2 separate regions of the Homo sapiens genome follow, and region 2 is linked to region 1. A link is a contact called in ENCODE Hi-C or POLR2A ChIA-PET data. All regions are on one chromosome and are shown on one strand. Each heading gives the region's core, a stretch centred on a gene start or an enhancer-like site at or near the end of the contact. The rest is flanking DNA. Distances are from core to core; before and after follow the strand shown. Region 1 holds the start of SLC66A1 (solute carrier family 66 member 1). Region 2 holds the start of TMCO4 (transmembrane and coiled-coil domains 4).

The links. A loop is a pair of places that touch in the nucleus more often than their neighbours do. ChIA-PET counts read pairs that join two places held with the same protein, here RNA polymerase II (POLR2A). Pooled maps may share reads with other maps.
Region 2: a pooled map shows a loop between it and region 1 (4-fold over the local background). The contact joins the promoter of TMCO4 here to the promoter of SLC66A1 in region 1. A Hi-C loop is called at or near these places in 3 of 37 single-sample maps with no recorded cell type and 7 of 50 pooled maps. POLR2A ChIA-PET finds 5 or more read pairs at or near these places in 1 of 52 experiments (HepG2).

What each region holds. Positions count from the first base shown.
Region 1 is chr1:19,310,408-19,314,231 of GRCh38, forward strand. SLC66A1 (solute carrier family 66 member 1) reads left to right here and starts at 1,919. Exons shown (of 8, transcript NM_001040125.2): 1 at 1,919-2,482. AKR7A2 (aldo-keto reductase family 7 member A2) reads right to left here and starts at 1,737. Exons shown (of 7, transcript NM_003689.4): 1 at 1,420-1,737. The coding sequence starts at 1,717. RefSeq lists an enhancer at 1,328-1,827 and silencers at 1,419-2,058, 2,139-2,228.
Region 2 is chr1:19,798,039-19,801,862 of GRCh38, forward strand. TMCO4 (transmembrane and coiled-coil domains 4) reads right to left here and starts at 1,878. Exons shown (of 16, transcript NM_181719.7): 1 at 1,817-1,878; 2 at 99-177. RefSeq lists a silencer at 1,623-2,122 and an enhancer at 2,046-2,546.

The sequences.
Region 1 (3,824 bases), core at 669-3,168:
TGTAACGTGGCCGGGCGTGGTGGCTTACACCTATAATCCCAGCACTTTGGGAGGCTGAGGTGGGCAGATCACTTGAGGTCAGGAGTTGAAGACCAGCCTGGCCAATATGGTGAAACCCCATCTCTACTAAAAATACAAAAATTAGCTGGGCGTGGCCGTGTGCACCTGTAATCCCAGTTACTTGGGAGGCTGAGGCAGAGGTTGCAGTGAGCTGAGATCGTGCCATTGCACTCCACCCTGGGTGACAGAGCAAGATTCCGTCTCAAATAATAATAATAACAAAAACAACAACATGCAGCCAGGTGAACTAGAAACAGCGTGGGCCTGAGATTCACATTTGCCCTCTTTTCCCCCCGACCCCCCAAGCGCTATGACTCAGGAGGACCCAGAGAGAACCTCTCCTCAGGGGTGGGGAGCAACAGCCTCAGGATAGTCCAGTGGGTGAAGCATGGTAAGGGTAACAGCCCACGTTCCCTGGGCCCTCACTGAGTGCCAGGCACCCTCCCAAGGGCTATCAAGGGCACCAGGCTCACGAGGGACAGTCCCCTCCATCCTCCACTCAAGCCCCACCTGCCCAGTGGCCTTCCTTTCACACATCACGCACATTGCATTTCCAAACCAAGTCTTTGCACAGACTCTAATGTTCCTTTCTCTTGTTCTCCTCCAACCTACCATTGAGCCTTTAAGGCTGAGCTCCATCCAGCATTTGCTGAGCCTTCCCTAGTGCCTCTCCCCGGCCTGCAGCTCCCTAAAGTACTCTCTCTTCTGGGCTCTCCAGCAATCATTACTTCAATCTTCCTCATTAGACTCTGAACTCCCTGTGGAGGGCTGGAATCACTTTCCCTCCTATGGCCCCAAGTCAAAGCCTGGCATAGAGTGGATAGAAAGTCCCTACACCCTGACCCGTCCGCACTCCCTAACACTCCTACTCTCCCAGCCAGCCTTACGGCATCGCCACAGTTCTCCCTGAGAGAGGCAGAGGTACTGCCAGCTGCACAGGTCAAATTCTAGTGGTTAAGAAAAGGCCAGGATGAGAAAAGGGTGCCCAGGGTGTGCATGCGTGATGATGGTAACGAAGGGGTAGAGAAAAGGGGGAGAGCCTGGGTGGGGACCGGTTGTGGGCACCTGGCAGGTTTGGAGGCGGGGGCATCAATGGAGGTGGGAAGCGATGGGTCAGACCAGGCTGGGGGGAGACTCTCGCGCTGCAACTCCCAAGGGAAGGAGAGTGGGGGAAAGGAGTCAGGGCAAAGCACTGTCTAGTTGTCCCGGGGTTCCCAGAGCTGCGGGGTGGACCTGGGGTGGGGAGCGAGGGACGAATCCGTCGGTGCTGCCCGCGGCCGGGCCCGAGCGGGGTGGTGCACGGCTGGGGACAGGCTCAGCTCTACACGATGCATGGGGAGGATCTGCAGCTACTGTTACCTCTGCAGTCGCCACCGCCCAGCCCGAGCCCCAGGCCGCCCAGGATGGTCTCGGACTGGCCGTCGCTGTACATGAAGGCCGTGTCCAGTTCGGTGTGGCCGCGCTCCAGAAAGGCGCGCACGGCCGCGGCGCTGGCGGGCGCGTCCATGCGGCGCCCCATCTCCATGGTGCCCAGCACCGAGGCGACCCGCGGTGGCGGTGGCCGGGACATGGCGAGCGCGCGGGCCTCGGGCGGCGGAGAGCGAAGCGCGCAGTGGACGGCGGCGCGGGAGACTACGCGAGACGCGGCACTCAGCATAGCAGCGGCGCCTGCGCGTTGGGAGCCGGGGGCCCCGCCCATGCCGGGGAGGAGCGCGGAGGCAGTTGGGGGCGGGGACAACAGGCGCGGCCCCAGCGGCGCCTCCAGGCCCGGTCAGCCCAGCGCGCGGCGTGGGGGCGGGGCCTGCGGTTCCCGCGGGGGCGGTGGCGCGCGGTCAGCTGACCCGGCGGGCCTTGACCCAGAAGCTGGGCCCTGGCGGCGGATCTGGACGTGGTGAGCCGGACCGGGGGCAGGTGGCAAACTTCACGGCTGGGGGTCGGGGCTCCTGGGCTTCCCTGCCACATCCTTCCAGCCCTCTCCTCCGGCCGCTGGACTGTCCCGGCTCCTGCGCCCTCCTTGTGGCGCGATATCGTGGGACGAGGCTCCGGGCCGGGACTGGGTGGCCCTCGGGAATCCGCAGCCAGTGGCCCCCCACCTCAAAGGCGACCAGCGCGGCCTCTCGAGCTGGCCTGGCCAGGAGTTGCCCTGCCCCGGCCGACCGGCCCCTTGGCATCTGATGGCTTCGTTTTTCCCGGGCCGGCCGGGCGAGGGGCCCTCGCGGCGCTGGCCCCAGCAGCTGTCCTATCATTATCCCTCCAAACAGGCGGCCCGCGCCGGGCTGAGTCACCAGGAGGGAGCTGTGGCCGAGGACGCCGAGGCCTGGAGTGGGTGGTAGCCCCGAGCTGGGACGCTCCTCCCTCCACAATCTCCCCAGGTCTGCAGGGACCGAGGGCCTACACTGCCTCCTCCCACGCCGTGCTTAGGGTAGGTTTCCAAACGTGTAAATGGAGAGTCTGAGTCTGGAAGTGTGAGGGGTCCCGGGCCTGGGTCACAGGTCATGTCTAATCAACGCTTACTGAAGGCGCCTGTGTGCCCGGACGCTGGAGGGGCTACAATGAGAACAAATAATAGTCATTTTGGGCTGTTGGTGTTGAGTGCCAGTGCCAGGCACCCTTGTAATCGCTTGGCCTGGATTGTCTCATTTAACTCTGCAGTCAGCCTAGGTGGTGGGTATTGCATTATTCCCCTACTTTTCAGATGAGAACTACGAAGCTCAATCACTTGAGTTCCAGACTGGTAGGCATCGGGCAGGTCTGTTCCAGAGTGCTTTTCTCCTCAACCCTGGGCTGTTCGAGCTCACAGCTTTCTCCCCTTCCTTTCTCCTTTCCTTCCTCTTCTCTCTCTTCCACCCTTTCTCCTTTCTCACCCGTTTCCTCTCTTCTTCACTCTGTCCTTCTCTCTACCTCTCTCTTTCTCTCACTGTCTCTCAACATTTGCTGAACCTCTAGGTGTGTTTACACCTGGAGAATAAGAAATGCACAACCCAGGGTGGGGAGAGTACGTTTCAAAGACAGTGGTCGCAGAGGACGGTGGTAGCGTTCTTCAGGTGTGTGGACAAGGGGAGAGGAGGAGGTGGAAGGTCCTGTCCAGCCAGCTCTCATGGGGCATCTTTGAAAGGGCAATTTAGAAGTGAGTCTTCTTATCTCATGACCAGGCCCTTGAAGGGGAGCAGGACACTTCTAGGGGAAGAGATGGCACGTGCAGAAGCCTGGAGACCTGAAATGACTGAAGACGTGGGTCAGGAGGCAGGAGATAAGGTTGGGAGGGCAGTTCTTGGAGTAACTTGAGGCCTAGCCTCAGGTAATTTGGACTTCATCCTGTAGACAAAGGTGGACACATGATTGGCTGTGATCATGTGCCCGAAGCACCCTGACTCAGCTTGGGATCAGGGAGAGGAGTTTGGGTGTGGCAGGAGATGTCATCTCCAGCCCAACCTTTCTCAAAGTGCACTAGATGGAGCAGAATCGCTGGAGGGCTTCTTAAACCCAGAATCTCTAAGCCCCAGCCCAGGTGCACTGACTCCAAATTTTGAACATGCACCCTCCAAGGGTGATTCCAGGGTACCGCTTCTGGGGTCCTTCCCATCCCTGCAGGTGAGGTCAAGCTCCATTGCAACCTTGGACATCCATTTGCTCAGAGCTGTTTGAACAGGATGTGGGCCCATGCCTGGCTTCTAGGTGACAGGAACTACGCAGGATGGCCCTCAGAGCCAGGCCTTTCTGTTCAGGGATCAGGTGTGTCTCAGAGTGTCCCGAGCTCCACATTG
Region 2 (3,824 bases), core at 628-3,127, 490 kb after region 1:
GCCAGAGCGGGGTTTTAGGCAGAGGGTGGTACCATGATATCAGGGCAGCTTGAAGCGGAGGTCGGCTAAATGGAAAGTGGATTGGATTTCACTCTCACCCCTTCTGCCTGCTGTCACACGTTCCAGAGAGCCAGTTCCCCACTCCTCATCAGCAGCCCCGGTTTATAATGTACAACACTGTTTACAAAACACACAGGCCAAAAGAGAACACAATGAGAAACCACCCACTGACATTTCTTAGGTCCCACGTTAGCCAGCCCTGGTGGCTGATCAGCCTTTGTAGCCCAGTGGTACCAGAGTAGAGAGAGATGGTTTGAGCCTTATGAGGAACTCTCCAGACCCCAGCTTTTGTGGGAGCTACATGCTGAGCTATGACAACCTAATCGATGAACTCCTCCTGTCCAACTCCTCCTTGGGCCTTAGGACTAAAAAGTATAAAGTCTCCCAAAGTGTCAGATACTGCACTGGGCCTTTTGTGGCTTCAGCTCCTTTAATTTTCACAACAACCTTGGAGACAGGTCATTTAACTTGCCTGATCCCACTCAGTTACAAAGCTGCAAAGCTAGCACCTGAGCCCATCTCTGTCTGATGCTGCACACGAGGGCTTGAGGCCACTCTAATACCGATCTCTTCTGCTGTCTTCATGTACTTCACAGTTGGGGAAATGCCAGTGGTCTCCCCTGTGCCCAGCCCTCCCTCCCCAGGCTGAAGGGCAGGGCTTTATTCCACCCTCTGGAGTGTACTTCCTGAGGGCAGCGCTCCTTTTTGTTCACTGCTGTATCCTCGTTGCCTAAACAATGCACACAGTAGGTGCTCAACAAATATTTGGTGAATGAACAAATGGATGTTCCCAAAGCTTAAAAGAGTGTCATATTTTCTGCAATGAACACTGAGTTAGGAAAAAGGGGGCTCATGTGCTGACTCCTACTTCGAGTTAGGTAGTAGTCTGGGATTCTAGCCTGGCCCTGCTCCTAATTCCCAGTGCAACCCCAGGGAAGGGCCAGGCAGCCTGGTCAGGGCAAAGGCATTGTGGAGGCCAACTCTGTGCGAAGCACTGGGTCAGGCTCTCCAGGCAGGTAGCCCAGGTTTTTATCTCTTGCTTCCTAGCTGTGTGGTCTTGGGGAAGTTACCTCACCTCTCTGAGCCTCAGTTTACCCAGCTGTAAAATCCACTCAAAAGTCAGCAGCAGTAATTCTTCCCTCCTGTAACTTCAGGCATGGGCACCAGAAGACATGGCCTCCTTGTAACATGAGGAGCCTGGTTTTTCTCCAGAGGCTCCCCAAGCCCTCCTGGAATTCTCTGTTTGAGAGTCTGCGGGGGGACAGGGAGACAGGAGGCGGGGGAGTCCTAGAGGCCTTCCTGACGGGGGCGTGGAGGGGCCACGTGGGGCAAGGGGAAGCACAGGGACCTCTTGTGACCTTGGGCAAGCCCCCTTCCTCTCTGACCTTGACCAGCGTCCTCATTTGTCAAGGGAGCGGCTGGGTGACCTCTAAGAACTCGGAGGCCGAGGCCGGAGTCGCCCGAGTGCTCCGCCCAGCCTCAGTTTCCCCCTCTGCCTCCCCAAGATTTCTAAAAGCACTTCCGGCTCTGAAAACAAACCAACCACCAGCAGGCGGCCTGGGCTTAGGGCAGGCAGCGCCAGGGAGCGCGCGGCCGCTTCCTGGTGGGTCCAGTGTCCCCGGGGTGGAGGGCGGGGCGCAGGGCAAAGGGCCCCGGGGCTGGGCCGGGCTCCGAGTGCCCCGCGTGGGGCCGGCGGGGAGTGGCCCAGCGAGGTGCGCGCCACCGTGGCCTGGCGGCTCCTCCGGGGCCCCCTTACCTGGAGGCGGCTGCGAAGGCAAAGGCGGAGGCGGCAAAACCGGCGAGCGGCTCCTCCCGCCCGGCCCGGCCCGGCCCCTCCCCTCCCCGCCGCGTCCCGGCCCCGGTCCCGGCCCGTCCCGCCGCCTGCCCCGAGCGCGCCTGGTCGCCACCGGCCGGGCGGAGCACTTAGGGAGCGCGGCGCGGGGGCGCGGGGCCTTCCAGGCTCTGACTCGCCAGCTGCGGGTCCCGACCTGGCTCGTCCCACCTCTGCCCCACCTCCACCACCCATCGCGACAGGGGTGCCGGCCTCTGCAGGTGACCGGCAAGCCCGCGGCGCCACATCTGTGTGTGGGTCCATTTACCCTCCAGGAAGCAGCGAGACAGCGCGGCGCGGGAGAAGGGCCCTGCAGGGTTGGACTTTGCAGAAACTGCCCGCGAAGGACTCGGCCCCGAGAGTGGCATGCCCCAAAGCCACATTTTGAAGACAAAGTCTTCAAAAATGTATAATGTAAACAAAGAACCAGCCGCAGAAACCGCCTTCCCGCACGTGTATGCAGCACTTTGTAGTTTGCAAAGTGTTCAGATATCTAAGTTCTTCCTGATTCTACTTTCATTTTCCCTAACGCTAAGTTTGGTCCTGTCTCAGGGCCTCTGCCTGGAGGCTCCCGTGCCTGGGACTCTCTGCCTTCAGACCTCCCTTTCCCCCAATCCATTTCCTGCTTTCCATTCTGGTCTCTTGGGATGGGATCTGAGAGTCTTCCCTGAGCACCCAGCACATTCAGTCATTGAACAAATTTACCGAGCACCTACTACGCGCCAGGTACAGTTCTTTTTTTTTTTTTTTTTTTTTTTTTGAGATAAGAGTCTCGCTCTGTCACCCAGGCTGGAGTGCACTGGCCCGATCTCAGCTCACTGCAACCTCCGCCTCCCGGATTTAAGCGATTCTCCTGCCTCAGGCTCCCTGGTAGCTGGTACTACAGGCGTGTGCTACCACACCCGGCTAATTTTTGTATTTTTAGTAGAGACGGGGTTTTGCTATGTTGGCCAGGCTGGTCTCGAACTCCTGACCTCTGGTGACCCACCCGCCTCGGCCTCCCAAAGTGCTGGGATTACAGGCGTGAGCCACCGCGCAGCCCCAACTAGACTTTAAAAGCCCTGGAGGTGGGCGGGTTTAGGCTGCCTTGCTCTCCGCTGTGTGCCCAGCCCCAGGGACTGTGCCTAGCACTTGCAGGTGCTCAAAAGAAGCACTTAATGAATGGATCTCTTTCCCCTAGCAACCCTGTGAAATTTCATCACACCCACTCTGAAGGAGAGGAAACCGAGGCTCAGGTCCAGACAATGCAGAAGCCACAGAGCTAATGAGTGCCAGAGCTAGGGCATGAATCATCGTGGCCTCAGAAGCTGTTGCCCTTACTCCCAGTGAAGACAATCTAGGGTTATGGGAGGAAAAGGTACCGACGGGGGTCAGAGACCAGCATCCCAGCTCAGAGCCTGGGACTCACGCACCTGTGAAATGTTCCTTCCTTCATCTGCTCATCTCCCCACTGGCCAATCAGGACCAAGAAGGGCAGCTCTACCCACCCATGAAGTTATTGTGAGGGTCAAATGGGTCAATCGTGTGCAGGCTTTAGGGGAATAAGGGGTTATATCTGAGCATGTGAGCTTTGTCAAGATTGAGAACTGCAGCCAGCCCTCCTCTTAATGTCTGGCAGCCCCTTCCAGCAGATCAGCTTTGTGGGACCAGGCACCACTCTGCACTCCCCTGCTTTGCCCTGTCTCTAATTTGATTAGAGACCTTGTGTTGAACACACTTGTCTTTGGGTATTGGACCCTGTTCAGCCATTGCCCGGCACCCAACCCTCACCCTAGTCGCCCCCACTGCACACAGTTCCTGATCCCATCATTGAGGCTATGGGTGGGAAAGATGGAGAAAATATGTTTACCCCTTTTGGTGTATGCTTTTGAGATTTTGTTAGGTTTGGTATTGGACATTGAAGAATTTTGTTTCCTCTAAGTAACTCTCCCCC